Linked DNA regions of Homo sapiens: region 2 is linked to region 1. A link is an interaction called in ENCODE POLR2A ChIA-PET data of the cell type or tissue named here. Cell type or tissue: Panc1. All regions are shown on one strand. Each heading gives the region's core, and the rest is flanking DNA. Links, peaks and the distances in the headings are about the cores only.

What was found. ChIA-PET counts read pairs that join two places held together with the same protein. Peaks named below come from ENCODE experiments on the same cell type or tissue, not always from the same donor. Only the 100,000 strongest peaks of a DNase experiment are listed, where the experiment ranks them.
Region 2: POLR2A ChIA-PET joins it to region 1 with 7 read pairs; 1 of 35 experiments calls an interaction of 5 or more read pairs at or near these places.

The regions. Positions count from the first base shown.
Region 1 is chr5:125,437,689-125,454,387 of GRCh38, reverse strand. No RefSeq gene overlaps it. Among named protein-coding and RNA genes, the nearest start is that of LINC02240, 47 kb to the left of the region's middle. In Panc1, for the core only: no CTCF peak of the experiment used is centred there; no DNase peak of the experiment used is centred there; H3K4me3 peaks cover 409 bases; H3K27ac peaks cover 2,737 bases.
Region 2 is chr5:124,879,966-124,896,664 of GRCh38, reverse strand. No RefSeq gene overlaps it. Among named protein-coding and RNA genes, the nearest start is that of ZNF608, 140 kb to the right of the region's middle. In Panc1, for the core only: a CTCF peak has its summit at 8,358; no DNase peak of the experiment used is centred there; H3K4me3 peaks cover 658 bases; H3K27ac peaks cover 2,617 bases.

The DNA of each region.
Region 1 (16,699 bases), core at 5,397-9,396:
TAAATACAATCTGGCTACTCGTTGATTTTGGGTTGATCTCTGGTGCTAGGTCTTGTCAGTGGCTACAGCTAGAGGATGCATCACACCTTCATCCTGCTGTTTCCCTTTTCAGTTCAGGACCCTAGGGTATTTACTTAACCTCTTCAATGTTGTATAATGATGGTTTCTAATGTCACCAGAAAAGATGATTACCTAGTGAGAGTGCAGAGAGGGCCTATAAACTGAGTTCTGTGAAAATCGATATTTAGGGGATGGAAAGGGGGGAAATGCCTGGAAAAGCTGTTACAGAAAGGTACAGCACCCTGAAAGCAAACATAAGAGAATACCTGAGAAGGAGGAGATGATTGCGTTGGAAGATCCTGAGAAGTCAAGTAGTATGAAGTAACATTGCCTGACTGTGTATTTGGCAAACAGGAAGCAATTATTTGCGTAGAATGACTGGGGCAGAAGCTCTGTCACAGTGGGCTGATAAGTGGGGGGAAATAGAAGATGGAGGTAGTATGGATAGAGATATGTCCTAATTCTGAAAGATGGAGATCAGGTGGCCCATTTATAAGCAGGTTTGCCTCAAGAGGTATTTTTTAATTGAAACGTAGGTCTGAGTCAAGGAAAGTTCTTTCTGAAGAGATCTCAGAGGCAGTTAAGGTATCCATGTTTATAAAATCTAAATTAATGGGGCATAAATCTATTCCAATACAGTTTTCCTTTTACATTAACTGGATTCTTTAGTGTACTGAGTAATTCAATGTATATAGGCATATTTACACAAAGTTCTTTCCGTGAGTCTTTTCCATAAACAGAAAATTTCCGTCTTCATTGAACAGCAGAGGTCTAGTGGAATTGTAAGTCATTGATGTCTCTTACTAGTGGTCCCATCACTCATACTATCATTTCTGTACATTATCCCTGGATTCCTCTTTGTTCCAGCTGACTGTTCCATCGTTAAGACCATAGGAAGATTCACAGGGCAAAGAAAGAAAATATCCAAGCTTTCTGTCATTTCCATGTGTTGTAATAGATTCACCTAAAGTAATTACCTAGGCTATGCATTCTCAGCCTCACTGCCTTGGCCAGATGGTGTGTTGTTCTCCTCTACAGCCCGTTAGTTTATTTTAGCAAACCCTTGAGACTGCTTTAACATCTCATAAACGAAGTGAATGAAGGCCAGGTTCTTTCTAGGTTAATGATTTTGAGATCTGTATTTTTGAAACCAAAGCACTGTTTCAGCAAAGGAAAAAAAAAAATCAACAGATGGGAAAGAGGGTCACTATCGGTGATTATGATGGGAGTAAAACAGCTTACATAAGGCAAAGAACAGACTGTAGTTGAGTTTAGTTCTTCCCCATAGTTCTGTGGACACAGATACAAAAGTAAATGAGGTTTGCCTGTTGTTTCAGAGAATCTTTAAGAGTGGAGAGATGGTAAAATGACAATAATGATTCTCATGCTTTCCATTTGGCAGTGTGTTACTTCTCACTGAGAGGTTTTTTTCCAGAATAGCAAGCTTTGCTTTGAAATGAAAGGGGCCATTTTTATTGATTAACTTTTCTTTTATAACATATAGTCTGTAGCAAGTAATTTTAATATGTTTTGAAGAAAAACAATATTTTGAATTGGAAGCCTCCATTTAAATGTACCCAGTGTGACTACTCAAATTCAACAATCATTTCTCTAGGATAGAAGGGGAGTGGAATTTCTTTTTTTTTTTTTTTTTTTTGAGACGGAGTCTCGCTCTGTCGCCCAGGCTGGAGCGCAGTGGCGGGATCTCGGCTCACTGCAAGCTCCGCCTCCCGGGTTCACGCCATTCTCCTGCCTCAGCCTCCCGAGTAGCTGGGACTACAGGCGCCCGCCACTACGCCCGGCTAATTTTTTGTATTTTTAGTAGAGACGGGGTTTCACCGTTTCAGCCGGGATGGTCTCGATCTCCTGACCTCGCGATCCGCCCGCCTCGGCCTCCCAAAGTGCTGGGATTACAGGCGTGAGCCACCGCGCCCGGCCGGAATTTCTTTTTAATAGCTGTATTAAAAAAAAAACAGTTTATCTAAAAACAATAACTTAGAAGATACAGTATTTTTCCGACAAATGAATTCCCAGGAAGGGAGTGGGGTGGGTTTTAAAGAAAAGAAAATATGAAAGACTAATAGAACATTTTCAACCACATTTCTTTTCTTCACACAGGTGGAGGGACAGTAAGAGCCCACTATGGCTTCAGATTTTCTCTCATTTGTCTTGATTATTGTCATCATCTGAGGGCTTTGAGTAGCACGTACAACAAAGATCAAATGAAGACACCTTAGGCAAAAGTGGGGTGAAGGATAGGTGCAAATAGATGGAGATGATGACTGTAAAGGTCACTAATTCTGTGGGAAGAGAAATATTTTCCCTCTAGCCTTACATTTATTTTTAAACTTACTTAATATCCTACCTTGTCTACTTTGCTGATTCATGCATATCTAGTCTGAAAGAAGTATTGTTCTAGGGATACCATGAATATAGTTTAAAGGCCATAAAAAATGACTTTCACAAGTCACAACACTCAATTATACATGCAATTTTATTGGCTAAGATCTTCAGTCATGTGTAGACTGAAAGCTAAGCTGATTTCCAGGAATTCTGTATGTCAAAGATGGCTGGCAGTACTAGTTTCACTTCTGCTCTAGAGTGAATGGAGTAAGAATGGAGGTGAGGGGACAATTCCATGTCTAAGTATGAGAACTTGGATAGAAATCACTGTTTCTTCATGAAGTTTTAATTATCTGTACAAATTTCACAGTAAAACGAAAATATTTGACTCAAAAGATGCCATAAATATGAAAATGCCTGAGTTTTACAGCTGTAGTTCTAAGGAGCTCTACATTTTTTAAAGAAATGATCTTACTCACTTGGAAACTATGACTTTTTCCTGATTTCCATTTATTTATATAAATATTTAAACCTAAAAAGCACTTAGCTCCCATTTGCCAAAATGGTTCATATCCTGACACAATCAAAATTGCTGTACTGATGGAAGTAAGTAATGGTCCAGGAAGAATAAGAGAACAATACTTCACACTTTCTCTTATTTTAAAATGTATCTTATATAAAGGGAGAACCCCCTTTGTCCTTTATGTCTCAAATCATATGTATGGCAGAGCCCAACTATGCACCACACAAAAACGAAAACCTTTTCTAAATTCACAACAAGGAGCAGAAAGCATGTGAAAGAGAGTCACTGGGCAGTAGCCAATATTCTATATGTCTTCCTTTCTGGTACCATGGAAAGTTAACATGTACATTTCCAACACATTGCCTTTTGGTTAGCTTCTAATTGTCCTAAGGAAAAAAGTCCTAACGTCTCCTTTAAGCATATGAGGCAATCAATGTTTATGCATCATCTTAAGAACAAGATGTTGCCAAGTTTTACATTTGAATCAGTTCCCATAACTTTGGAGAAAAAAATCTGAGCAAAAACTCTGCTTTCGCATTCTGAAATGGATATAGGAATACTTTCCTCTCCCATTTGCAAAGAAGTCCTCCATTTGTCCCATGAAGTCACTGTCTAATCACACTTTCTCACATTTGGGGGATCCCATCTGTTGATGCTAGCAATGAGCAGGCTAGGCAGAAAATGGAGAAAAAAATCAGAGGTGGGAAACTGAGCCTTGAAAACGTGTGAGAAATGCTCAGAAAACACACACATATACATATTTTAGCAGTTTCCTGGAAACAATGGAAATCCCTTTTCTTCTTGAAAAACTTCCCTTCCTCCCTCTGCTCTTCAATTCCTATCCAAAAACCAGTGTTCTAACAGTAGTAACGTGGTTCAGAGGTAGCATGGGAGACGGAGAGCCATGAACATATGTGCGATGGCGTGTAATAGTAAAATACAGGCCTTTTTAATTAGAACATAAAACCGCTTTCTTACCACTGTTTTTGAAGTTAGACAACTGTATGGTTTTCTGTCATATAGATTCATGTTACCACCAAGCTTTCTTTTTAATTAATACACAAATGAGGGATACATAACGGGCTGCCCAGTGACGACACATTTATCCTCACTAATGAGGATGGAGTGTGAGGATGCTCACTTCTTGCCTCAGGCTATGCTGTTTTTAGTTCTTCATCCTGTAATTGTGGAATTAAATAGTTTACACTGGCTTTTGTGATTAGAAAAAGGAGAAACACATTTTAGGAGGTTAAAAATACACTTGAATATGACATAGTTACAATTTTCTCTCAGCAACAAGCCTTTAAACATTTTTGGGTGCATGATTTCTGTCTAGTCTGCCTTCTTCCCCACCGCACCTCCAAATCCCAGAATAAAATTCTTTGGTAGAGAAGAATTACATAGTAAGAGTTCAAGCCACTCTCATTGACCAGTAAGAAACACTGAGCCAGACACTTGAAAAGGAGTTGAGAGAAAGCGAGCAACGATGACAAATATTTATTTGGAGAAAGCAAAAACTGGCTCATCAGGACTTGAACAATTAGGTTTAAAGAAGAAGCTTTCATTCAAGTTTCTCTCTTAGGTACTCTGCTAGATGTACAGCAAGAAAAGAACTCTGCCTTCAGGTGCTGAATCACCAAGAGAATGAGATGGGAAATATAAGTAAGTGAAATAGAAGGTAGACCAAACCTAACCAAGAGAGTGTCACACTATTAATGTTGGGAAAGCTTCTTCACAGGGGTGGGAAATTGGAAGAAAGGGTTAGCAAGACAATTGTTTCAAAACTGGGCTGTTTGCCGTAAAGAGAGAGTATTAACTTATTATCGAGGTGGTTGTTTTGACTCTTTCCCCTGTCCTTGTGTACTGGGTGCAACATAGACCAGGGAAGGAAGAAAGCGTTCAGTAAAAAGTAAGTAGGGAAAGGTGAAACTCAGGGATCCAATAAAATCAACTACAAATTAACAGTTGAAAATAGAAGCTTCAAATGATCCAGTGGGTTGGAAAAAAAAGAAAAAGAATAAAGAGGAAAAAGAAAATGTGTGAAGGAAATAACCAACATTTCACATTCTAATACTCTTCACTCCATGAATCATTATTATAGTAGGGATATCCTACGGTCCTTTCATTCTGCACACAATAGAAGTTTCACAGTTTAGTGGTCTTCTTTGGGACCAATAAAGCAGACAAATAGAAAATTTGTGTGCCATTGATATAGAAAATATTAAGTTGCCCTATTTCTGGGTGGAAAGATAAATGACATAAGTTACTTGTTGACATGAGTTTATAAATTCTAATAATAAAAAAAGAATATGAATAAAATTCGTGCATGAATTTTGTATTAAAATGTTTTTAATAACAGATGTGGGTTACATAGAGAAAAGGCCATTCTTGTAAAGAGACTGGATCTAAATCAATTTGTACAATATTTATCTATCTAATATATAGCAAAACTATCTACTGACAAGAGTACTTTATTAGAAGGGAAGAAACCTGCAGTTGATCCCTGGTCCTGCCCATTACAAAAAACATGTCCGTAAACCAAGTACCCAAATTTTTTCAAGTGTTCACTTTTTTCTTTCTGAAAAAGTAAGCGTAACATCCATTCTTCCTTTTGTGTAGCAATTTTTGAGGATTGATAGAGATATTATATGTGGACGTGGCTTAAACTTTTGCACGTTAATATTTAATTAAATATAATCTTGTGAATAGATGCTTTGAAATGTTAAATTAATAACAAGCCAAAATAAGCCTCTTACAACTCAGCAGACTAATCCCTTTACAAAGTAAAAGACCTAGTATTGAAGAATTTCAAGGTAGCAATGCTTTTGCAAATCTTTGTTTTTTTTTTTTTACTGGGGTTAGTGCCTTGCTGTAAATGATCTATTACAGACAAAACAACTGAGGTTTGCCAACAAAGTCACCTGTATTAAAGCCACATAAGACTCTCTCAGATAAACTTAATCCATTGAAAGCTTCTTTGAAATTAAATTATTTTAAATACATGTGGGGCCAAAGGTAGTTGAATGTAGCTGATCATTTGACTCTGAAAATCATCCCAAACCATGAACTATTCAAATGTCACTGTTAACAGCCTTGCATCATAAACACATACACCTAGCCACTTTAGTATATACCTAATTTATCTGTTTTCTCATCAGCCTCATTGTTTCATTTTAAAACAAAATCTCCAGAGGTCCTTTCTAGGGGTTGGACAATGGAACATTTGCTTATTTTGAATTGATTCTCTGAATGAAAAAAAGCTCAGATAATATAGTAATTTTAGTTAAATATACTTTAGTTAATCTGCCCTTAAAAAGTAATCAAATTGCTCTTAAAAGTATCTGTGAAAATTTCGTTTTGGTGCTATGTTTCCATTCAAGTTTCTCATAAATTGTTTTGTTCAGGGATTATGTGTCAGAGTTTGATGACAGAGTTTGTCACTTCTGGTAACTAGTAGGTAGAATAAAAAATGCATAACTCTATTTCAGTGTGTGGGTTCAGATTATTCTTAGCAAATCCTTGTTTATTTTTTTTCTTTCGAAAAGCCCCAAGTTAAGGAAACACCTTCCAGATTTGTTTAGATAGTATAACAGCAACAACAACAGAAATACAGGGGGCAGGGAGATTATTGGAAAATATCTCACAAAACCAAAGGCAAGAGAAACAACTAGGCTCCAGAGAAACGAAAGCAAAGACAAGGGAGACAGTAGGAGCCAAGAATCGCATCTAGATCTTATCCGGACTTTCTTGGGTTTGAATCTTTGCTTCTCTTGTCACACTCCACTCATCCTTTTTTCTCCCTAGATAGTTTTCCATATATATAAAAGTCATAAGTGTACAGTTCAATGAGTTTTTACAAAATGAATTTACCAGTGAAATCGTTACACAGATTGATGAATAGAGCAGTACCCATGGCCAGAAGCCCCACTATAGCTTTTCCCAGTCATTGGCCCTCTGCTCCTTACAGGTAGACTTCTTCCATCATAGCTTAGTTCTGCCCATTTTGGAAATACATTTAAATGTAAATGAAATTATATAATACATAGTCATTTATGCCTTGCCTCTGTCACTCAATATTATTTGAGATTTATCCGTAAAGGTATGTGTAGTTTTATTTGTTTTCATACGTAGTATTCCTTTGTGTAAATATACCACGATTTATCTATTCTACTGTGGTTGAGAATTTAGCTTGTTTTTCATTTGGCAATAAAAAAGTGTTTCTATGTACATTCTTGAGCTTCCCTCTGATGCATGTGTTTGTGCATTTCTGTTGGATGAATGCCTGGGAGCAGAAATCTTTGGTCATAGGTTATGTACATAAGTGCTTAATAGATACTTCTGGACACATTTCCAAAGCATGACTATAGTCAATGATAACTTAATTGTATATTTTAATATAACTTTAAAAATGTAATTGGATTGTTTGTAGTACAAAGGATAAATGCTTGAGGGGATGGATACACCATTCTCCATGATGTGATTACTTCACATTGCATGCCTGTATCAAAGCATCTCATGTACCCTATAAATATATACACCCACTATGTATCTACAAAAAAATTTTTAATTAAAAATTAAAAAAATAAAATGTACAAAATACCCCAGAAATTTCCAAAGTGGATATACAAACAATGTATGGCTTCTCCAAATGTTCCATAGTCTCCCAATGCCGTGAGCTAAATGAAAATTAAAACCACAAGTTGTTACTATAATAGGAAATCATATTACATTATAGTAGTATATATCCAGAATAAGATTAATAATGGATGAAATTTAAAATGCATTAATTATAGCATTTTTTAAATCTGGAATTTTCTTCTTTTAAAAATAGATCTGTCTTTGCAGAAAGCCTTCATCTTGTTTGCTTTTTTATTTAAATTTTTTATTTCAATAGATTCTTGGGGAACAGGTGATATTTGGTTATATGAATAAGTTCTTTAGTGCTGATTTCTGAGATTTTGGTGCACCCATCAACCTAGCAGTGTATACTGTGCACAATGTGTAGTCTTTTATCCCTCACCCTGCTCCTACCCTTGGCACAGAGTCTCCAAAGTCCATTATATCATTCTCATGCCTTTGCATCCTCATAGCCTAGCTCCCACTTATAATTATAAATGAGAACCATATGATGTTTGGTTTTCCATCCCTGAGTTACTTTACTTAAAATAATGCTCTCCAGTTCCACCCAGGTTGCTGTGAATGCCATAATTTTGTTCCTTTTTATGGCTGAGTAGTAGTTATCCACTCATTGATCAGTGGGCATTTTGGCTGGTTCCATATTTTTGCAGCTGTGAATTGTGCTGCTATAAACACTCATGTGCAAGTATCTTTTTTGTATAATGACTTCTTTTCCTCTGGGTAGATACCCAAAAGTGAGATTGTTGAATCAAATAGTGGATTGACTTTCATTTATTTAAGAAATCTCTACACTGCTTTCCATAGTAATTGTACTAGTTTACATTCTCACCAGCAGTGTAAAAGTGTTCCCTTTTCATCATATCCACACCAACATCTATTTTTTTTTTTATTATTATCATTCTTACAGGAGTAACGTGGTATCACATTGTGGTTTTGATTTGCATTTCCCTGATAATTAGGGATGTTGAGCTTTTAAAAATATGTTTGTTGGCCATTTGTATGTCTTCTTTTGAGAATTGTCTATTCATGTCCTTAGCCCACTTCTTGATGGGATTGTTTGTTTTTTTCTTGCTGATTTGTTTGAGTTTCTTATAGATTCTGGATAATAGTCCTTTGTCAGATGCATATTTTGCGAAGTTTTTTCTCCCACTCTGTGGATTGTCAGTTTACTCTGTAATTATTTCTTTTGCTGTGCAGAAGCTTTTTAGTTTAATTAGGTCCCATCTATACATTTTGGTTTTTGTTGTATTTGCTTTTGGGTTCTTGTTCATGAAGTCTTTGCCTAAGCCAATGTCTGGAAGAATTTTTCCGATGTTATCTTCTATGATTTTTAAGGTTTCGGGTCTTAAATCTAAGTCTTTGATCCATTTTGAGTTGATTTATGTATAAGGTGAGAGATGAGGATCTAGTTTCATTCTTGTACATGTGGCTTGCCAATTATCCCAGCACCATTTGTTGAACAGGGTGTCCTTTTCCCACTTTACATTTTTGTTTGCTTTGTCAAAGATCATTTGGCTGTAATTATTTGGCTTTATTTCTGGGTTCCCTATTCTGTTTCATTGGTCTATGTGCCTTTTTTTTTTTTTTTTTTTTTTTTTTTTTTGAGACAGCATCTTGCACTGTTGCCCGGGTTGGAGTACAGTGGCGCGATCTTGGCTCACTGCAACCTCCGCCTCCCAGGTTCAAGAGATTCTCCTGCCTCAGCCTCCCGAGTAGCTGGGATTACAGGTGCCCACCACAATGCCTGGTATGTGCCTATTTTTATACCAGTACCATGCTGTTTTGTCGACTGTACCCTTATAATATAGTTTGAAGTTGGGTAATGTGATTTCTTTTTGCTCAGTCTTGCTTTGACTGTGTGGGCTTTTTTTGTTGTTCCATATGAATTTTATGATTGTTTTTGCTAGTTATGTGAAGAATGGTAGTGGCATTTTGATGGAAATTGTATTGAATGTGTAGATTGCTTTTGGCAATATGGTCATTTTCACAATATTTACTCTACCAATCCATGAGCATGGGATGCGTTTCCATTTTCTGGTGTCATTGCATTTGTTCATTTTTATACTGCTATAAAGAACTGCCTGAGACTGGGTAATTTATAAAGAAAAGAGGTTGTTTAATTGACTCACAGTTCTACATGGCTGCAGAGGCCTCAGAAAATTTATAGTCATGATGGAAGGCAAAGAGGAAGCAAGGTGACAGGAAGGAGCAGTGCAAGCAAGGGAAATGGCAGACACTTATAAAACCATCAGATCTCATGGGACTCACTCATTATCACAAGAACAGCATGGGGGAAACCACCACCATGATTCAATTACCTCCACCTGGTCCTACCCTTGACACATGGAGATTATGGGGATTACAATTCAAGGTGAGATTTGAGTAGGGACACAGAGCCAAACAATTAGTTGTCTATGATTTCTTTCAGCAGTTTTTTTTTTTTTTTAATAGTAGTTTTCCTTGAAGAGGTCTTTCATCTCCTTTGTTAGGTATATCCCTAAGTTCTTTTTTTTTTTTTTTTTTTTTTGCAGCTATTGTAAAAGGAGTTCTTGACTTGAATCTCAGCTTGGTTGCTGTTAGTGTATAGCAGTGCTACTGATTTGTATACATTGATTTTTGTATCCTGAAAGATTACTGAATTCATTTACGAGTTCTAGGAGCATTTTGGTATGAGTCTTTAGGGTTTTCTAGGTATACAATCTTATCATCAGTGAACAGTGACAGTTTGACTTCCTCTTTACTGATTTGGATGCCCTTTATGTCTTTCTCTTATTTGATTGCTCTGGTTAGGTCTTCCAGTACTATGTTGGATAGAAGTGGTGAAAGTGGACATACCTGTCTTGTTCCAGTTCTCAGAGGGAATGCTTTCAACTTTTCCTTGTTCAGTGAAATGTTGGCTGTGGGTTTGTCATAGATGGCTTTTATTACCTTAAGGTGTGTCCCTTCTGTGCCAATTTTGCTGAGGGTTTTAATCATAAAGAAGTGCTGGATTTTGTGAAATGCTTTTTCTGTGTCTATTGAGATGATCGTGTGATTTTTTGGTTTAATTCTGTTTATGTGGTATATCACATTTATTGACTTGCATATTTTAAACCATCCCTGCATCCCTGGTATGAAACCCACTTGATCATGGTGGATTATCTTTTCGATATGCTGTTGGATTTGATTAGCTAGTATTTTGTTGAGGATTTTTGCATCTATATTTATCAGGGATATTAGTCTATAGTTTTCTTTTTTTGTTATGTCTTTTCCTGGTTTTGGTATTACGGTGACATTGGCTTCATAGAATGATTTAGGGAGAATTCCCTCTTTCTCTATCTTTTGGAATAGTGTCGATAGGATTGGTACCAATTCTTTAAAGGTCTGATAGAATTCAGCTGTGAATCTGACTGGTTCTGGACTTTTTGTTGGCAATTTTTTTAATCACCATTGTTATTTGTCTGTTCCTTCCCAGTTTAATATAGGAGTGTTGTATATTACCAGGAATTTATCCATCTCCTCTAGGTTTTCTAGTTTGTGTGCATAAAGGTGTTCATAGTAGCCTTCAATGATCTTTTGTATTCTGTGATATCAGTTACAATATCTCCCATTTTGTTTCTAATCGAGCTTATTTGGGTCTTCTTCTCCTTTTTATGGTTAATCTTGCTGGTGGTCTATCAATTTTAAGTTTTCAAAGAATCAGCTTTTTGTCTCATTTATCTTTTGTATTTTTGTTTGTTTCAATTTCATTTAGTCCTGCTCTGATTGTTGTTAATTTGCTTCTGCTGGATCTGGGTTTAGTTTGTTTTCGTTTCTCTAGTCCCTTGAAGTGTGAGCTTAGATTGTCTATTTGTGCTCTTTTAGACTTTTCAGTGTAGGCCTTCAATGCTGTGAATTCTCATATTAGCAGTGCTTTTGTTGTATCCCAGAGGTTTTGATAGGTTGTGTCACTATTATTCAATTCAAAGAATTTTTTAATTTCTATCTTGATTTCATTGTTTACCCAATGGTCATTCAGAAACAGGTTATTTAATTTCCATGTATTTGCATGGTTTTAAGACTTCCTCTTCAATTTGACTTTCAATTTTATTCCAGTGTGGTCTGAGAGAGTGCTTGATATAATGTTTACTTTTTTAAATTTATTAAAACTTGTTTTGTGGCCTATCATATGTTCTATCTTGGAGAATGTTCCATGTGTTGATGAATAGAATGTATATTCTACAGTTGTTAGGTAGAATGTTCTGTTAATATCTGTTAAGTCCATTTGCTCTAGGGTATAGTTTAAGTCCATTGTTTCTTTGTTGAGAGAGTAATGAAATCCCCCACTATTGTTGTGTTGCTGTCTATCTCCTTTCTTAGGTCTAGTAGTTATTCTCCTATAAATTTTGGAGCTCCAGCATTAAGGGCATATATATTTAGGATTGTCATATTTTGCTGTTGGACTAATCCTTTTTTCTTTGTCTCTGCCTCATTGGGTTAATTCAAAAGCCTTGTCTTCAAGCTCTAAAGTTCTATCTTCTATTTGTTCAGTTCTATTGCTGAGACTTTCCAGTGTATTTTGCATTTCTTTAAGTGTGTCCTTTATTTCCAGGAGTTGTGATTGTGTTTTATTTATGCTATCTATTTCTCTGGATAATTTTCTGTCCATATTCTGTATCTTTTTAAAAATTTATTTAAGTTTGTATTCACCTTTCTCTGGTGCCTCCGTAAGCAGCTTAATAATCAACCTTCTAAATTCTCTTTTTTTTTTGGCAATTCAGAGATTTATTCTCATTTTGCCTCCATTGCTGGTGAGACAGTGTGATCTTTTGGGGGTGTTTCATACCCTTGTTTTGTCATATTACCAGGATTGTTTTCCTGAGTCTTTCTTACTTGGATACACTATGTCAGAGAGCAGATCCAGGGCTCAAGGGCTTTGTTCAGATTCCTTTTTCCCATGGGGTGCTCCCTTAATGTGGTGCTCTCTTCCTTTCCCTAGTGATGGGGCTTCCTGAGAGTCTAACTTCAGTGATTGTTATTTGTCTTCTGGGTCTAGCCACCCAGTGGGGCTCCCAGGCTCCAGGCTGGTACTGGGAAGTGTCTGCAGAGTCCTGTGATGTGATCCATCTTCAGGTCTCTCAGCTATGGACACCAGCACCTGCTCTGGTGGAGGTAGCAGGAGAGTGAACTGGACTCCGTGAAGGTCCTTGGTGGTAGTTTTGTTTACTGTGCTGGTTTTGTGTTGGTTTGCCTCCAGCCAGGAGGTGGCACTTTCAATAGAGCATCAGCTGCAGTAGTATAGGGAAGATGCAAGTTTGCCCTAGGGTTGCCTGGATAAGTATTTGGGTTTCTCAGGTAGTAGGTGGGACCACAGACCTCCCAAGAAATTATTTCCCTTGTCTTCAGCTACAAGGGTGGGTGGAGAAAGACCATCAGGTTGCAGCAGGGTTAGGTGTGTCTGAGCTCAGACTCTCCTTGAGCGGGGCTTGCTGTAGCTGCTATGGGGGAAGCGGGTGTGGTTCTTAGGCCAATGGAGTTACATCCCCAGGGAGATTATGGCTGCCTCTGCTGCATTGTAGCAGTCACCAGGGAAATGGGGGAAAGCCAGAAGCGACAGGCCTCATCCAGCTCCCACGTAGCCCAAAAGGCCAGTCTCACTCCCACTGTCCCCCCTCAATAGCATTGAGTTCATTTCCAGGCAACTGGTGAGCAGGGCTGAGAACTTGCCCCAGGTTACAAGCCTCCTGACTGAGAAAGTAAGCAGGGCTTTCAGATTTCACACCTCCCACCTGCAGCAGTTTCTGTGCTTGTATCTGCACTCCCCATTCACCCCTCCCCCCACCCCGGATGCTGTCCAGGACACCATGCATTTGGTCAAAATTGTTACAAAGTTTATGTGAAAGTTTCCTTCTCCCTGTGGTTTTTCCACAGTTCCACTGGCAGCCCTCCCCAAGGACCCCTGAAAGTCAGGAATTGTTTCCCTGGGGACCAATAGTGTCTACAGAGCTCTTCCTGCTGCTTCTTGTACCCCTACATTTCGCTCAGCTCTCTAAATTCATCTCAACTCCAGGTAAGGTCAAATCCTTCTCCCATGATCTGGACCTTCAGGTTCCCCAGTGAGAATGTGTGTTTGGGGTAGACATTCCCCCTCTCACACTTTGAGTACTCACAGTTTTTGGCTGTCTCAAGGAGCCTGCAACAGCAAGCCACTTCCTTCAAAGGATCTGTGGATTCTCTCAGCTTTCCTGGTATGTTTCTGTGGTAGTTCTGGGAAAAAAATTTCATAATTTGAGTCTCCACATGCTGCTCTGCCTGTCCAAGTAGGAGCTGCAAGTTAATCTTGCCGCCTCTTCACCATTTTTCTCTCTCTTTTTATCTCTTTATTGAACATAATAGTCAGTTATTTTAAAATACAGTCAATATAATTTTAATGCCTGGATCAGCTATGTGACTGTTTCTGTTGTCTGCTTTTCCGCTTGTTTCTATCTCTTGGTATGCCTTGTGAATTTTTAATGAATTTTATGCCTTGTGAGATTTTTTTTTTAAAGAAAAGTTAAAATTCTTGGGAAATGTGGCTTTCCTCCAGGAGAAGATTCTTTTTAGCTTCACCCAGGATGTCAGAATAAATCAACTTTATCCAGGCTTACCCTAAGTTGATTTGGGATCATATTTCATTCTGGGAGAGGTGGTTGTCTTATCTAATGTGCAGACACCAACCCAGAAAATCAAAAAAAAAATTAAGAAACAAGGTAATGTGTTCCAAATAAAAGAACAAAGTAAATCTCTAGAAACCAACTGTAGTGAAAAGGAGAATGTGATTTACTTAACAGGGAATTCAAAAATCAGTCATATAGATGGCCACTGAGGTATAAAGAGCAATGCTTAAAAAACAGAATTTCAACAAAAAGAAAATATTTAAAAGTACTAAATAGAAATCATAAAGCTGAAAAATATAATAGCTGAACTCAAAAATTCCACAGAGGGATTCTAAATCAAACTAAATCAAGCAGAATAAAATACAGGAAAACTTGAAGACAGATCAATGGAAATAATTCAATCTGAAGAGTAAAAAGAAAAATATATAAAAGAGTGAAGATAGCTTGAGGGACTTGTGGGACACCATCAAGCTAAATAATGCATATATTTTTGGACTACTAAAAAGACAGAGAGAAAGGAACAGAAAATACATTCAAAGACATAATGGCAAAAAACTGTCCATGTCTGGGGAAGGAAATAGAAATTCAGATCCAGGAAGCTCAATGGACACCTAATAGGATAAATCCAAAGAGACCCACAGCATATTACAATTAACTTTTAAAGGATTGATCTATTTATAGCTCAGATGTCTCAATGGAAGGCTGGACTGTTTACTAGGGTCTTCTAATTTGGGTAGGCTTTTAGTTCCAATTTTTATCTCTCATCACAGTTGGACTACTGATAAGTATACTTAGATCTTTAGGCACTTAGCAACTGTTATCTGCTCAGTTCCCCAGATGTTCAGTCTGTTTCACTTATGAATGACAGATTCTTTAAGGGAACAGCATCTCACACTGTCAGGTTTACTTCTCTGAGTTTCTCTGCTCTTCAAAATTGTGACCCCCCTCCCAACCTTGAGCTGCCTTGCTAGCCCTGAATGACAAAATTTTTCTCCCTAAGCCCATGAGACTGCTGAAGGCTATGTTCAGCTTCTATACTTCTCAGTAGACTCTTTCTGCTCGATTTATTAGTTGTCAGCAATGCTGTTTATGAATCAGCACATAGATTGAAGCAACAAAATAACCCAGCATAGAATGTCATGTTCACTTCAGTGAATTCCTCTTCTCACTAAGATGTTGGCCCATCAAGGGCTGGCTGTTTTGATGGCTTAACAATATTTCCAACAGATGGTTATTGTGTTTTCTCCAGTTTTTCTCAGTTGTTTTTATTATGAAGATTGATGTGCTACATAGAAAAAACAATTGTATGTGTTTAATCTAGTTTTAGTTGTGTATCTGTGGTTTCCATTTAACACATCCTGACTAATATGTAAAACTCAACTTCTATGTTGATAAAATTATCTAACAGAATGCAGGGCGAAGAAATAACAAGTAGACAATTTTAAGTTTTTCTATCCTCATATTGCTCAATTTTGTTGATTCTCATCCATAGATTCTTGATGTTATTACATAGCTATTCAGTGGTTTGCAGTGTTTTACTTTCCTTTACATTCCCAATTGCTAGACATTCTATGAGACTCTGCCAGATGGTCTCTTAATATTTTCTGAAAAGTATTCGCTCTCTACCATGTCCACATCACTATGCCCATGGTATTCTACATTGATTTGTAACCTGTGTAGTCTGTGCCTTAATATTCTAGCATGAGTCTCAGGTTCTTGCAGAAACAGGCAGGGCCTTTCAAATCTTGCTCAGTTAAAAAAATTCATTCTTATGTGGCTCCACTTTGAAAACGTTAAAAGAATCTAAATAATTATAAAACATTCCATTGAGCTGCCCAAGCAGCTCAGAACTTGCTCCTTGTTAATGGTATATTGTTCCATATTGGATAATGCCATCGTCTTTCTGCATTGGCTTAAATTATTTCTTGAAATAGACTATTATAAAGAGAAATGTAATTTATAATTCATGTGGAGTGCATTTCTTCATTCACTGAACACATATTTATTAACTCTTAGCCTTATTCTAAGCACTGATGATAGAACAGTGAGAAAGATAGACAAGTTCCTTCACTCCAGAAGCTTACAGTTCTATTGGCAGACAACAAACCAAAAAAAAAAAAAAAAAAGAAAAGAAAAAAGTAATCAGAAACGTTTGAGCCATTATCTCAACAATAAAAGCTATGAAGAAAGTAAAGTAAAATAGTATAATATAAAAGAAGCATTGAGAAAATATAAGATACGGTGGGAAAGAAAGAATGTCTTGAGAGGTGACATTTGATCAGCGACCTAAATGGTGAGGTGTCACCTTTGCAAAGATCTGATGAAAAGGTGGCCCAAGTTGAGGCAAAAGCAAATGCAAATATCCTTGTGCTAACAATATCCTTGTGCTTGCAATGATTCCTTCATCTTGAGACCTAAGCCTGTGAAGTATCCTACCATGTTGAACATTGCTAACTTGTGTAACCAGCAGGCCAATGAAGAAATGATGATGTGTAATTTATGAAGCTATGTCATAAAAGAT
Region 2 (16,699 bases), core at 7,583-11,582, 560 kb after region 1:
CTACACACATTAAGAATCTCTACTGTCTTTTGAGTCACCAGCAGCAAAGACTCTACTTTTTGCCAAGCTGATTATTCAGGGACTAACAAATGGAACTTATCTTTCTGGAAACTAGAATCATGACTGCAATAATCATCTGAGTAAAACCCATTCAAGTAATGTTCCCTTAATATGCCTGTAAAGTTATTCTTTACAAACATTTTTTAAAATAGCAAAACAGAAGCGTTGAAAAGAATTAAATCCATAAAAGGATATGAACTAAATGTACTGAACTCAACTTTTATCTTAATCCACACTGGGTGCTTTCAGTGTTATTTCAATACTTGTGAAACGGTGAAAGCTTTATTCAGGTATTGGTCAGGTATAAAATAATCCTGTTTGTTGCTTGCCCACTGATCCCTTATGGATCCCATACTGACCCATGATGGACCCATGATAGACTGTTAACTTTGTTGTACCAAGACTGACATACTGACTACAGAGAATTCTTATTCTCTTTCTTCAATTTAAAGTTTATTTTTAAGAATCAGAGTTCCTGCCGGGCGCGGTGGCTCATGCCTGTAATCCCTGCACTTTCGGAGGCCGAAGCGGGCAGATCACCTGAGGTCAGGAGTTCGAGACCAGGCAGGAGAATTGCTTGAACCTGGAAGGCGGAGGTTGCAGTGAGCCGAGATCGCGCCATTGCCTCCAGCCTGGGCAACAAGAGCAAAACTCCGTCTCAAAAAAAAAAAAAAAAAAAAAAAGAAAGGAAAAAAATCAGAGTTATTATTGACTATATTAACAGACTTTGATTTCAGTTTCCATTTGAAAAGCACTACAAAGATGTAGTATCAAATTTGGACAGGTTTAAATTTCCTTCAGTGTGATTCTAATAGTAATAATAAAACTACAATAGACAAGATGCTCAAAGCAGACAAGGTTACATAAACTCAATGTTTTCTAGTCCAAATCATCTGGTAATTTAACTAGAATTCTGAACGAGAATTGCATTCAAACTTCCATGGGGAATAAAAGGTGCATATATACAATATATTTAACTTAATGACAACTGTTTGGTGCTAGCAAAATAAAATATGGCCATTTAAATAGTCTGCCTGACTTGGACAGGCCTGATAAAACAATCGTAAGCCAAAACTAATTATTGTCACAATACTCAAGCTTTGTGGACTCAGTCAAAGAAATGTGTATTCAGACTTGATGGCCTTTGTGTTTACTGGGACTTTTCCTCTCCTTTCTCTGGGTCTTGCAAAGCTGACCCTAACCTCTTTTGAAGTCTGTGGTTACCCCGGGATCACATCAGATGCATTGAAGTGGGTTGTGCAAGAAAGAAGAGAGCTCATTAAGTGCTCACATTTTAATGCCATTTTCAGTGGATTACAATGATTGTTGAATGAGTTCTAGCTCTCCATTCATAGATTTAAAGGTTAGTATTTTAAGGTATCAGCTTATTGTTGTAGTAACATGAGCACTAATGTTTTGAAAGGGAACAAAAAGGTTTTCAATGATAAAGTTAATTTTGTATTACTCAATTATAAAAAATATAATCATTCCAAAATGTATTCAATATATCTCTTTCTCCTTTTTGAGATCTACTAATGTTTTTATGCACGTGGCTATATATTTTTACGCACCGTGTACTTAAACTTCAACATAGCATGTTGCACAGTTTTTTGTATTTCATTCATTTAAATGACTTCTGTGTACCAGGTTTGGTACGCTAGGAACTTGAGATATAACGACAAAAAGAGTTTAAATTATGGTAGAGGAGACAGAGAACAAGTTACAAAATGAATGAGAGTTTTAGAATGCACTTAAGGCTGAAAAAAAAGAATACAGAGCAATAGGGTAGAAAGAGCCAAAGTGAGGGTTTACTTTATGTAGAGTGGCCAAGTAAGGCTCTCTGAGTGTTAACCAACATTGGGTAGGCGCCAAAGAAGCTGGCAATGCAGAGATTCAGGTGTAAGCACGGGCCAATACAAAGGTCCTACGAAGAGCACAAATTTTATTTGGTAATTTTTGGTTTATGTACCTTCTCTGGCATATTACAAGCAAATGTATCATGTCATCTGGGAAGTACCAATTATGTGTTTATAAGTAAATACATAAAAAATGATGATGGTAATGTAATTATTAATAGCTAACATCTATTGCTCTTAGTACCTTCCAGAAACCATTCTGGATCTTTGGCTGTATTCGCTTATTCAGCTTATTAGCTCTGGGCTTTGCCTGTATTAGCTTATTTAATTCTCACAACAACCTTACAAAGCAGACGAGAAAACTGAGTTTCAAAGTGGGTAAGTAAATAGCCCAGGGTTACACAGCCATGTCAAACTAGCTGATCTGGAATTTGAAGCTAGGCATTCTGGCAATTAACTACCTCCACCATTAACCTCCCATTATGGACTGAAACGTATCCCACCCCACTAAAAAACGTGGTATGTTGAAGTCTTAAGAACGTAACCATATGTGGAAACAGTGCTTTAAAAGTGGTAATCAAGTTAAAATGAAGTCTTTAGGATGGGTCCCAATCCTACATGATCAATGTCCTTATAAGAAGAGGAAATTTGGACACAGACACACACAGAGAAAAGACAATGTGAAGACACAAGGAGACGACAACCATGGACAAACGAGGGAGATAAACATCGGCCAACACCTTAGTCTGGAAATCCTAGCTTCTAGGATTTTGAGAAAATATATTTTTGTTGTTTAAGCCACCCAGTCTGCAGTACTTTGTTATGGCAGTCCTGGCAAACTAATGTGCCATCCTACTAGGCTAACAGGAAAAAAAAAAAATCAGTGGCCTAATAGCAGTTTTATGAAAAAGGGGAAATAAACTGACTTGAGCCCAGATCATTTAACTAAATGTATTTAACTCTGCAATATGTAAGAACCTAAAAAAGAAGCATTAATACTTTTTTGTTTACTGTTTGTGGTTTAGGTGTAACATCATTGTCAGAATATGATGTAAATGACACAAGAGGGTAAATTTAGGCTTTGGTAAGTTAGGTGATGTGTTTTGCCTACACTGTCACCATTTGAACTGTTCCTCTGAGTAGTTACCTCCTGAAGATAAAAAAAGAACCAAAAAAATGACTCACAGAGTGTTCGGAATTGGTGGGTTCTTGGTCTCGCTGACTTCAAGAACCAAGCCGCCGACGCTCGCGGTGAGTGTTACAGTTCTGAAAGATGGTGTGTCCGGAGTTTGTTCCCTCAGATGTTCACATGTGTCCAGAGTTTCTTACTTTCGGTAGGTTTGTGGTCTCACTGGCTTCTGCAGTGAAGCTGCAGACCTTCTCGGTGGTGCGTGTTACAGCTCATAAACGCAGCGCGGACCTAAAGAGTGAACAGCAGCAACATTTATCGCGAAGAGCAAAACAACAAGAACTCCCGGGCTGGAACAGGACCCAGCAGGTTGCGCTCCTGGCTCGGGCAGCCTGCTTTTATTCCCTTATCTGGCCCCACCCACATCCTGCTGATTGGTCCATTTAACAGAGAGCTGATTGGTCCATTTTACAGAGCTGATTGGTCCGTTTTGACAGAGTTTTGATTGGTGCGTTTACAATCCCTGAGCTAGACACAGAGTGCCCATTGCTGCCATTTACAAACCTCTAACTAGACATAAACTTTCTCCAAGTCCTCACCAGATTAGCTAGATACAGAGAGCTAATTGGTGCATCCACAAACCCTGAGCTAGACACAGAGTGCTGACTGGTGCATATACAATCCTCCAGCAAGATATAAAAGTTCTCCAAGTCCCCACCCAACTCAGGAGCCCAACTGGCTTCACCTAGTGGATCCCGTGCCCACGTGGCCCTCGGAGCTGCCCGCCAGTCCCACTCCACGCGTGCTCTCTTCAGCCATTGGGCTGTCTATGGGACCGACCAGGAGCCGCCCTGGAGCAGGGCTAGGCTCTGGCCGGGGAGGAGCCCACCGGTGGGAGGGTTCGGGCATGGCAGGCTGCAAGTCCCGAGACCTGCCCCGTGGGGAGGTGGGTGAGGCCCGGCAAGAATTCGAGCGCGGCGTGAGCGGGCCTGCAGTGCTGGGGGACCCGGGGCACCCTCCGCAGCTGCTGGCCCCGGGGCACCCTCCGCAGCTGCTGGCCCGGGTGCTAAGCCCCTCACTGCGGGGTCCCGGGTGCGGGACCTGCGGAGCCCGGGTGCGGGGCCTGCGGAGCCCACGCCCACCCGGAACTCGCGCTGGCCCGCGAGCGCCCACTTCCCGCCCGTGCCTCTCCCTCCACACCTCCCGGCAACCAGAGGGAGCTGGCTCCGGCCTCATCCAGCCCCAGAGGGGGACTCCGACAATGCAGTGGCGGGCTGAAGGGCTCCTCAAGCATGGCCAAAGTGGACGCCGAGGCCGAGGAGGCGCCGAGAGTGAGGGCTGCTAGCACGGTGTCACCTCTCAACAGTATAACCATCATCTCACTATACAGAAACCCTAAATGTGTTCAAGTTTTCAGTGGAAAGGATTGTAATGATTCTAAATGAACACTTGCCAGTTATGGATTTATTACCTGTCAACTTCAAATTCAACCTTTGTGCCTTGCTTCTTGAATATGGATCTGGGGCCTTTAAATATTTCCCCTTTGCCAGTAGACATGATGTTAAGCTTTGTCTAGGGACAGCACTAGAGAGACGCTGCAGGAGGAAAGGGGTTTTGCGTCTCGGTTCAGGTGTTCTTGCTTCTCATGTTCCCTTAGCATGGGCATTTTCTCCAGCAGTTGACAACTGGGGCATGGGTGGCTTCTTCAGCACTAAACTTCTGAAGCACTCACAGATGCTCCGGTACATGGTCCCCACAATGTCTTCATGCACCCACCTCAGGAAATTTTGGACTGGAGTGCTTCCAGTGAGACATCGTCCTGTGAACAGCCTTCCCTGGCATCCTAGAGGGTGTGGATTCCTAGCAAGTTCCACTAGTGACTTTTCCTTTTCTGCCATCAATAAGATCGAGATCTCAGCCCTGGGGACTCTTCTTTGATTTCTTTATCTCAGCCAGCCATAAGGGCAGTGACTAGTATACATGATATAATATAATATAAATATGCTATTCTTTCTTTAGAGTTGTTTTTACTTCTAATCAATATCTTGTTAGTCGTATTCCTTTTATAATTAATAACTCTTTATATTAAACTGTCCCTGTTCAAATTGCTATGTGGCTCCTCTCTCTTGCCAGGACCCTGACTAATACAGTACTGAATAATCTCAAGGTTTTACAATCTCTCTTAAGGTATTGCAATACGCTGTCAGTTAGATTGTCGTAAAAGTAAGAATCATATAGTAACATCATTTTTCACTTCAAGGGCAATAAAAAACTGCCCTACCCTAAACTTGTAATCCTGGAGAATGTTAACATAGGACCACAGGTTCTTTGACTGGCTTATTTTTATTTTCCATACTCTGCAACACAATCCCTGGCGAACCATCTTCACAGTGTTTACAAAGTTGATGCTCCAAAAACACTAATATAAGACCCCACTCCTGATGGTTCATATTTCACCTCCTATCCATGTGCCTGTACATCAGACCTCCCACACTCCCACCTCCCACCAGGAAAGCTTTTTATCTTGACCATACTAGAGAGAATTATTTTCTCTTCAATTCTGATTTGTGCCCCCATCCTTTGTCAATCATGAGTCCTTGCTTCATATTCCAGAACCATAAAATTATATATATACACACATATATAATTATATATATACATTTATACATACAAATACATATATAATTCAATATATACATTTATACATAAAAATATATATATACATTTTTATATATGAATCTTTCATTTTCTCTTCTTTCTTGATGATTTCATAGTGGTCATCTGTTCCTAGTAATATTTCTTACACCTGCCTACATTTAAAAATGCCCTAAGGAGCTAGAGCTGCTAGCTTTATTTCCCTCTTACTCAGAGGTTTACAGTTGCAGGTTGCTTTCTACAAATCCATTATCTGAATCTAAATCAGTCTGGTGGTAGTTTACTGATACTAGCATAAGGTTGACCTGAAAGTGCTATGTCTCATTGCCAAATACCACAAGTTTCTTTTTTTCTTTTTCTTTCTTTTCTTTTCTTTCTTTCTTTTTTTCTTTTTCTTTCTTTTCTTTTCTTTCTTTCTTTTTTTCTTTTTCCTTTTTTTTTTTTTTTTGAGACAGAGTTTCACTCTTGTTGCTCAGGCTGGAGTGCAATGGCGCGCTCTCGGCTCACCACAACCTCCGCCTCCCAGGTTCAAGCAATATTCTCCTGCCTCAGCCTCCTGAGTAGCTGGGATTACAGGCATGCGCCACCACACCCGGCTAATTTTGTATTTTTAGTAGAGACGGGATTTCTCCATGTTGGTCAGGCTGGTCTTGAACTCCCAACCTCAGATGATCCGCCTGCTCGGCCTCCCAAAGTGCTGGGATTACAGGCGTGAGCCACTGCGCCCGGCCCACAAGTTTCATTTCTACTACATTTAGAATGGTTTTAACATGGAAAGTCTTAGAAAATGTACATTCAAATGATGTCAGTCCATACCTCACTTGGTCAAGCTCCTGTTTACAACATATCAAGTACTGGATGCGTTTAATACTGACTGTATCAGTACTTTCCATCTTTCAGTATAAATTTATTCCACTGAGTCCAGGAAAAACGATATAAATTTTCATTAAAGAAAACACCATATTATGACAGCAGTAAATGAATCATCTGCAATCTCTTTTAAAAGGTTTGATTTATTTCCTGCACTTGGGAGGCACTACGTTGTAAAAATATTTTCACTAACAAGTATGAAATATTGCAATATATATTTTTATACATACTGTATTTGGCTATGTAATACATTTCATTTTTGTATCTGCACACACGTGCATATCGATGGTGGGCCCTCCAGATAATTTCTTGGTTACATTTACTTTTTTTCATGAAAAAAAGGAAAACAAGTTGGCCAAGCAGCCTAGGCAAGCATCAAATTCATCATAGCTGAAGATAATATTTTCCTGAAGTGATTCATTCTCACATCTTCCTGCAGGAGTTTTCTCCACCCAGTGACATAGTGAAATGTCACTGAAGTGAAGGCTATTTTGCTTAGCCTTGACCAAACATAGAAGCTGACTGTGGATATGCAGTTATTTTTCCTCTTGGAAGACATGTTTTTTTATGCATGTGTAAGTAGAGTTAAGCTGAATCTAGAGAGCTGCTGCATGATAAGAGCTTGGTTTGAAAACATGTTGTGCAGCTGAATGACTTGAATAACAAAATCCCCGGCAGAGTGTTTCTGAGCTAACTGCATTTGCACTCTGCAAGGAGATCAATGCTTCCCCTCATTGATTTTCCTCAGTTGCAGAGCCAGGATTATGCACATTGTGAAGCTGTATTCCCAGATTCATCCCATCTGATTTTCTAGTCAGCACTAAAAAGGCATAGAGCTCAACTGTAAACTGAAGGTTATAAAAGTATAACTGTATCAAATTTGTACTTTCACTAAGGCTGCATGTTAAACAGAAGCACAATAATGTATTCCTAGTGCGATGGAAGGGCTGCATGGGACAAGACAGATTCTGTTTGTGCGCAGCTTCTAAATAAATGGCAGAGATGCCAAAGATAAATCTGAGATGCCTTGCATACGTTTGTGTAACTCCCAAGATATTTTCAAATGTGCTAGGGCTTCCTTTCTGGCGGACTTGAAATGCAAAGTAAGCATGTAAAGAAACGATTTCCTTCCTAAATTCAGGAATTGACTGTCATCTTTCTGAATTTGAAATTGCCCTAGAATTTATCACTGGAGAAGGTTAGTGGTTGGAAGGCTGTAAAAATCAAGGATCTAAAAAAAACATCAAGGATCCATTTCACTGTAAACAACTGGCAGCACTAAAAGTTGGTGAGTTTACTCTGCAGTTAACACAAAGTCTTGTCTTCCATAAAGTTGTGGAACATGTTATAATTCAGCTTAGCACTAACAGCCAATAGCAAAATGAAAGCACCCCCCAAAAAAGGTGACTTCAGCTCTTCCAAAATTTTCACCTTTATTATTTTTATATATCAAATAAGTATGCTGCTGTTAGTGAAGGATAAGAGGGGAAAGCTGACTCCTATATTAAATTTTCTCTTCCTCATTGCACTTTGAGGATAGAGAAGGTGTCACATTACAATGAGGATTTCAAATTTGCTTTTGAGAAAATTGTGTAAAATAAGCCATTTCCTACTAAGACTAGATAAATGATTACACAGCTGCTTGCCTTTCAAAGAGAATTTGCTCAGAATCTGGGCTTGCCACGGTGCTCACTTCATTATTAAAGAGTGCTGTCATATCTCACTCCCTGTGTCTGCTGGGGGCCGGGGCGCTCTCCCACACACCCACCCCTAGAGGCTGCTTTCGCTATAGAAACAAAGTCTGGAGACCAATGAAAGACAGACGTTTGGGCAGATCCATATCCAGGGTTAAGAATTTCCACTTCCTAGGCTTAACGTGTAAATTGAGCTGGTAGATCTACCCTAGTAGCTAAGAAATATAAACATGTTTCTAAGTTACCTAATCAGTGGACATTTTCCTGGTAAAAGATTAACCAAGCTGTGATCAGTTTCTCAGCAACTGAAGGTAAAAAGCAGATTCTGTATTCTAAATGTCAACACTTACCCCAAAGATTTTCTTCTTTCTTTAAATCATTCACATAGATTTTTTTTAAATCAAATGAATATTATTTCCCACTGTAAACTTAAATGAGACCAACCCACCCTTATAACCAACAAACATACCTTGGTCTGCTTTTATTTTTCTAGTCTGCCGTAAGCAAAATCGGCATTTATTTGCAGGCATTGGCAACTAAATGCATTTTTCCAGTTATTATTGTCATTCTTATCTACAAATGTCAGTGATATTTTCAATTAACTGTGATGTAGCATGAATTACACTAATATTTAAGTGATGGTCTTCTAAAGAGCATTAATTTTTTAATAAAAGTAACATATCTCTCTCATCCAGTAATTTTGAAATACTTGAAACTCAAGTTGGAATTGATTTTCTTGACTGTAAAGGAATGTTCCTAACCAGAGTACTTTCCTCTTGGAGTGTTCTCTTTAATGAAGTCTTACTTCTGAGAAAGTTGAGTTTTTATGAGTTGGTGCCCTTGCTTCAGTGATAGTAGTCTAAATAAATATTGTGAAGAAATTTGATAATGGGTAAGTAGCAGGAGACACCATTGTTTAACCTCCAAACTATGCTAGTAAGTAGGGTGATAGACTTGCCATGCTGAATAATGGAGCTGTTATTCTAGCCCAGTAGGATTGTTTCCAAAGGCCTGCAACAAGGATCTGCCAGGCCCTGGCTGTGTGTTGCCCTTGAGTGTGCTCGTAGTCTCCAGTATCAAGTAACGGCACATTTATCAAAGGAAATCACAATTTGGAAGAAAACCACATTTTCTACTCTTTCAAATAAGAAACATCCCTGTATGCTACTTTCATTTTTACTTGTTTTACCTAGGTGGAACAGAAGACTAATCTGGAAAAATAATTGTTAATAAAAAAACTACAACATTGAGAGAATTTCATTCCCTTGAAATATATACTTTTAAGGGGCCATTTTAATACTGCATGAAAAAAAGTATATTTTCTTTATAAACCCTGAACATGCTAATATATTATTATACACAGCATAAAGTTAAGGGTGTTTGAACAGTGAAAATAGAAAGCATTCATAGCTATTCAACCCTGAATACTTAGGACATTTCATTTCTTTTTACAGCAACCATATTCTGTCAATAAAAGATCAAATGCTTTTGGTTACTGGACTGAAAAAAATCAAATCCTCCAAACTTTTAGCACTTGACGTTCCCGGAGTATTTGCTCTCAGCTATAGCTCATTAAATGAGCTGATCCACCACTGAGTCTATAAATTGAAACAAAAGCAAAGAGCTCTTTTTTTTTTCTTTTTTCAAAGTAGATGGCACCAAACTGAAATGCACTTAAGTCTGGGCTTTTTATAAGTTCTTCTTACACATAGTGGGTATTCTGCAGAATAAATACATGTCATTAATCCAGCCATTTTTCAATACCAATCTGGTTGGGACGTCTCTGGGTTGGAGTGGTGGAACCATGATTATTAACTGGTAACTGGATGAGACTGAGGGGAGACCATGCAAATGACAAATGAAGTTTGACAAATTGGGTATTTGGTAATCACATGACCACTACATTTAATTACAAGCTTCTACTGGATTTTATGTCATTTCACACAAAAATATATTGTTAGTCACTATTCTAGGCACTTTATAGAGTATGTAAACAACCCTATGAAATGGATATCATGATATATACTCATATTAAAGGTGATGAACTGGGTCACAAAGCTTACAGAGCTAATAAGGAACAGAGTTAGGACTTGAACTCAGGGAATATTAGCCTAGAGTTAATCCCCTTAACCACTCTATTACTCTACCTCTTGTGTCTTTCTTAGGGATGCCAAATGAGGAGCTTTAGAGTCCAAGGAAATTGAAATAGATTGACCAATATATAACAGTCAAGGCCTTCACGCCACCCTTTTCTTCAGCCTTTCCTTATGTCACACATCCTATTAGATGAAATGTAAATCTAAGGTCCTTTGCATTCTGGTGCACATATGAGTACAGATTCATTCATTCATTTTTAACCACATTTCCATCTGAGAGGTGATACTGGAAATATCACCAATTTGCAATTCCAAACATTATTTTTCCTTTACTTTATATCCCAAATCAAAGAAAATATTTTCAACAACTGTTGAGTGTTAACCAAGCCAAGATGGCATTGCAACAGCTCTGCAACATTCTCTTCAAAAAGAGCTTGGCCGTAGTGTTAGATTTTAGTAGTATATTCAGGCCATATAGTTAGAATCATGCCATATGAAGCCTTTCAGATTGGCCTCTTTCACTCAGTAATAAACATTTAAAGTTCCTCTGTGTCTTTTCCTTGCTTGATAACTCATTTCTTTTTAGTGTTGAATAATATTCCTTTATATGGATATACCACAGTTTATCCATTCAGCTACTGAAGGACATCTTAGTTGCTTCCAAGTTTCAGCAATTATGAAAAAAAGCTGCTACAAATATCCATGTGCAGGTTTTTGCACGGACTTAAGTTTTCAATTCATTTAGGTAGATACCAAGGAGCATGATTGCTGGATCATGCAAGCTCATCATGGTAAGAGTTTGTTTAGTTTTGTAAGAAGCTGTCAATTGTCTTCCAAAGTGGCAATACCTCTTTGCATTCCCACTGGCAGTGAATGAGAGTTCCTGTTGCCCCACATCCTTGGCAGCTTTTGGAATTGTCAGTATTTTGGATTTTGGCCATTCAAATAGGTGGGGAGTGGTATCTCATTGTTATTTCGATTGGCACTTCCCTAAGGACAGATGATGTTGAACAACTGTTTATATGCTAGTTTGTCCTCTGTATGTCTTCTTTGATGACATTTCTGGTCATATCTTTTGCCCATGCTTTAATTGGGTTGTTCATTTTCTTATTGCATTTTAAAATTCTTTGTATATTTTGGATAACAGTCATTTATCAGATATATCTTTTGCAAATATTTTCTTTTAGCGTGTGCCTTGAATTCTCATTCACTTTGTGCCTCTTGATTCTTTTAAGTTTAGGGTAATTAGTTCACTGAAGTGATATACCAATATGTGAATTTTTAATTTGTACCATAAAATCCCATTTTCTTGGCTGGGCACAGTGGCTCACACCTATAATCCCAGCACCTTGGGAGGCTGAGGCAGGCAGATCACGAGGTCAGGAGATCAAGACCAGCCTGGCCAACATGGTGAAACCCTGTCTCTACTAAAAATACAAAAATTAGCAGGGCATGGTGGCACGCACCTGTAATCCCAGCTGCTCAGGAGGCTGAAGCAGGAGAATCGCTTGAACCCCAGAGGTGGAGGTTGCAGTGAGCCGAGAATGTGCCACTGCACTCCAGCCTAGGCAACAGAGCAAGTCTCTGTCTTGGGGAAAAAAAAAAAAATCCCATTTTCTCCTTCAATTAATTTATTAATTGAAGTCTTGCTAGTCCCATCTCCAACCAGTCTCCCAAACTTAATTCCTTAAATTGCCTAGAGTGGTTTTACACTCACCTCTGTGAAAGTCTGAGTAACTAAATTTTCCATATAAGAGTGAGCCTGTTATATGTTGCCCTTTGAGCTCTGGATGTCTGATATAAACACAAAGGAAATCTCTACACTTTTATTCATCTTACGTTCTTTGTTTAAATTTCCTTTTCCTGAACCAGTTTCCCATTTGCTTCAATAGTTCCACTATTCCCTACAGAGCTATAAAATAAAATGTGCACCTTCATTTCACAACCAAAGGGGAAAAAGAATTGGATATGGTTGTTTTCACGTAGAATACAGCGCTAGAGCTGACAGCAGAGCAAATTTATTTGCTCGTTTATGTAATCATTTCCAGGTATTAGCACATTACTTATTAACAAATGATTTAAGGACGTTGGTGGAAAAGGGGCCTGCATGGGGATATTTATTTAGATTTTCAAATAGTTTGAAAAATTAAAGCATAAGTCTAAACTTGGTGTCGATACTCTGTTTTCCAGGCATGTCTGCAGAAATGATCAGACGTATGGAATTACAAGATCTCCTGCTCGTTTAGGGTGTTCAAGGAAATCAAAGAACTGTGGAAACCATTACTGTCCAGGAAACAATGTTGTCTTTGAAAGCCTCATCACCTAAGACATGTCTCTGAAGTAGATGAAAAAGCCAACCCAGGCATAGTGGTGGAGCCCAGATGTCTCACATGTTTAGCATGAGCTAGAAGACACTGTTTAAGTAAAAATGACTAAAGCCAGCCTGCCAAAAAAGCTTGTATTTCAGGTTCTAAGAGTTACTTGCTCATTTGACAGATATTTATACATTCCCTACTTTGTGTAAATCAGCTCACACGGCAAGAAAAACATATTTAGACGGTTATATAAAAGACACTAAGAGCTAAGTGACATGAGAGGAATAAACATAATCTTATTAGAGTTCTTAGAGGGAGAGAGTACTCTTCATTTAGTAGATGTGATCAGACAGGCTTTAAGGAGGAGCTGCATCAAGAGGGTAAAGACGGTGGCAAGTGGAGGTGGGAGGAAACAGTAGTTTGGATGGAAGGACATCTTAAGGAAAAGGTGTAGAAGCAAAAAGTTCACATCTTCTGGTCCTGTTTGGGGAAAAAGAAGCAGTTCAGTCTGGATGGAGCTTAAACATATATAAAGATATAAATAAGATGAGAAGAGAGGTGTGGAAAGAGAGCATCAGGGCCCTGTGTTTGCTGTCTATTGCTACATAACAAAGTACCCCAAACCTGAGAACTTCAGACAGCAAACTATTGCTATTTTACAGTTTCTGAAGATCAGAAATCTTGGTGCAGCTCAGCTGGGCTTCAGGGTCTCCCATGAGACTCAATCAAGGTATCTATGAGTCTGGGCTGCAGTCGTCTGGGCTGCAGTCGTCTGAGCCTTGTCTGGGGCTGGAGGATCCACTTCTAAACTCAAGCGGCTATCAGCCAGAGGCCTCACTTCACTTGCAAGCAGGCCTCTTCATGACAGCTGGCTTCCCCTAGAGAAAGTAATGAGTAGGGGAGACAGAGAGCAAGTGGAAAAGAAGTTTTAATGTCTTTTGTAACCTGATCAGGGAAATGATGTACCATCATTTCTGCCATATTCTATTGGTCACACAGACTGACCCTTGTACAGCGTGAGAGGAGCCACACAAGGGTGTGGGTGCCAGGGGGTGAAGATCATTGGTGCCATTCTAGAGTGTGACTTGCACAACTACCATTTCAGTTGTGCAGATGAGGCCCTGCACATCTCTAAGGGCTTTATGGATAATGTAATTATCATGAAAGAATTTTTGAAAAGTAGAACGTATGAGCAGATAAACAGAACTTGATGCCTCATAAGATGTACTTAGTGACATTGAAACATATGCATTTGATGAATGGTAGAATGAGCAAACAGAATGGGTGAACAGCTGGAAGGATAACTGAAGGTCTAGATGAGAACTAATAAAGCCCCAGCTAGGTTGGAGACAGTGGGATGAGAAAGAAGGGCCAGATGCCCAAGTCAATAGCACAAAGGCTGAATTGACAGGATGTGCTGTCTGTCTCTAAAATAATTCAAGCGGAGGTCTGATGATGTCTCCATTCTCTCAGCAAACATTGTGTACATGTTAAATACCACACACTTTGCTATAGATTAGGGAGAAGAACTGAGGAAAGTCAGGAGCTCTCCGTCTATTTGGAGAGAAAGATAAGTAAACAGAAGGTTAAAATTCTAGGCAATAAGCACACTCCTGGGAAATAGAAAAGGGCATCTGGGGGCTTGAGAATGTGTTGTCACTTTAGTTGGTGGGCCGTGCCAGAAACAAAGGGCCCCTTAACTGAGTCAGGAGAGATGAGGTTGAGGAGATCAGTAAGGGTTTTTCAGGCAGAGAAAATGCACAGCTCAGAAATCCAGAGCTTAAAAAAGTGGCCCCACTGGCAGACCAGCACAGGTCTATGTGGGTATGGCAAAAGGTGGGCCTGCAAAGGTAGGCAAAATTGAGGGCCAGAAGTGTCCTTGGTCCCAACTTATGGAGTGTATGTTTTATTCAGCATGTATCAAACAAGGTAATCATCACATAGACTTGGTGTTTCAGAAAGAGCTCTTGGGCCGCTATCTGAAAAGAAGATGAAAGAAAAAGACTGGAGACCAGAGAGCTGTAATCTGGAAGTAATCTAGGTGAAAAATAATTAAGATCTAAACACAGGTTGTTATTGTGTGGCTGCAGGAAAGAGGGCATTTAAGAGATATTTTAGAAGTAGAGTTGATCAGATCATGTCATTGATTAGATGTGGGGCATGAAAGAGAGGTAGGTGTCTAGGATTACTCCGGCCTTGGTAACTAGTGGATGGTTGTCCTAACCATGGGAGCAGATAATGCAGGTGGAAAAGCAGTTTTGGGAGAGAAACAGTGAGCTTCGTTTTGGATGTGCTGCATTTGTGAAGAGCGTGCTATTCCGGCAGGAAAGACAACCATGCAAACTTGGAAGGCAGAAGAGAAACCTGGGGCTGGGCAGATTGGCTCAAGAGTTATCAGAATGCCCTCCTGTATAGGTGAGTTCATTGGCATGCATGTAATTGCCATGGGAGAATATGTTATGTGGAAAGTGAAGGTGTGGCCGGGTGGGGAACACTAACCAGTGTGCAGCTGGTGAAACAGACTGTTGGGACTGAGAACAGGAGATTCAAAGATGGGAAAAGTAAAGACAGAGAGGCTAAGGGAGAAACTGGTGCTGAGAACCAAGAACTTGCAGACAGGAGTTACAGACAGTGTCAAATGTGTCAGAGAAGGGAACCAAGATATGGATGAAATGATGTCTACTGGATTCAGCTGCTGGTCTCTCTCTGGCCACAGAGGCCAGAGTACAGAGGGCTGGCAAGTGAATGTAAGGCAAGAGAATGTAGAGATTCAGCAAGAAATGTGACAGTGGAAAGAAGGAAACAGAAGGTTCTGTAGCTAAAGGGGAACGTGGGTTTGCCGGAGACTGCAGACACCACAGGAAGGATCATATAAGAAGCTGATACGGAAGTTGGGCAGGGAAATGCTGGGAAGGGAAGGACAGGTCCCTGGCGAGGGCTCCACCCCCAGCCCTGTGCCCAGGGACCTAGGTGAGACAGGCACTCCTGCCTTTGTGCCCAAATGTTGCATTTCCCAAGACCACCCTGGCCTGCCACGCCTCCATCCTGTACCTATAAAACCCCCCGAGACCCTTGGCTAGGCGCAGTGGCACACGTCTGTAATCCCAGCACTTTGGGAGGCCGAGGTGGGTGAATCACTTGAGGTGAAGAGTTCTAGACCAGCCTGGCCAACATGGTGAAACCCCGTCTATACTAAAAAAAAAATACAAAAAATTAGCTGGGTGCTAATTAGCAGGTGCAGTGGCTCAAGCCTGTAATCCCAGCACTTTGGGAGGCTGAGGCGGGTGGATCATCAGGTCAGGAGTTCAAGATCAACCTCGCCAAGATGGTGAAACCCCGTCTCTACTAAAAATACAAAAAAAAATTAGCCAGGCATGGTGGTGGGCACCTGTAATCTCAGCTACTAGGGAGGCTAGGGCAGAGAACTGCTTAAACCTGGGAGGCGGAGAATGCAGTGAGCCGAGATCGTGCCACTGCTTTCCAGCCTTGGCGACAGAGTGAAACTCCATCTCAAAAAAAAAAAAAAAAAAAAAAGTAAATAAAAAATAAAGGGGCCGGGCGCAGTGGCTCATGCCTGTAATCCCAGCACTTTGGGAGGCTGAGGCAGGCGGATCACGAGGTCAAGAGATCCAGACCATCCTGGCTAACACGGTGAAACCCCGTCTCTACTAAAAATACAAAAAATTAGCTGGGAATGGTGGCGGGCACCTGTAGTCCCAGCTACTTGGGAGGCTGAGGCAGGAGAATGGTGTGAACCCGGGAGGTGGAGCTTGCAATGAGCCAAGAGGGCGCCGCTGCACTCCAGCCTGGGTGACAGAGCGAGACTCCGTCTCAAAAAATAAATAAATAAATAAAATAAAATTACCTGGGTGTGGTGATGGACGCTTGTCATCCCAGGTACTCAGGAGGCTGAGGTAGGAGCATCACTTGAGCCTGGCAGACAGAGGTTGCAGTGAGCTGAGATCGAGCCCCTGCACTCTAGCCTGGGCAACAGAGTGAGACTCTGTCTCAAAAAAACCAAAAA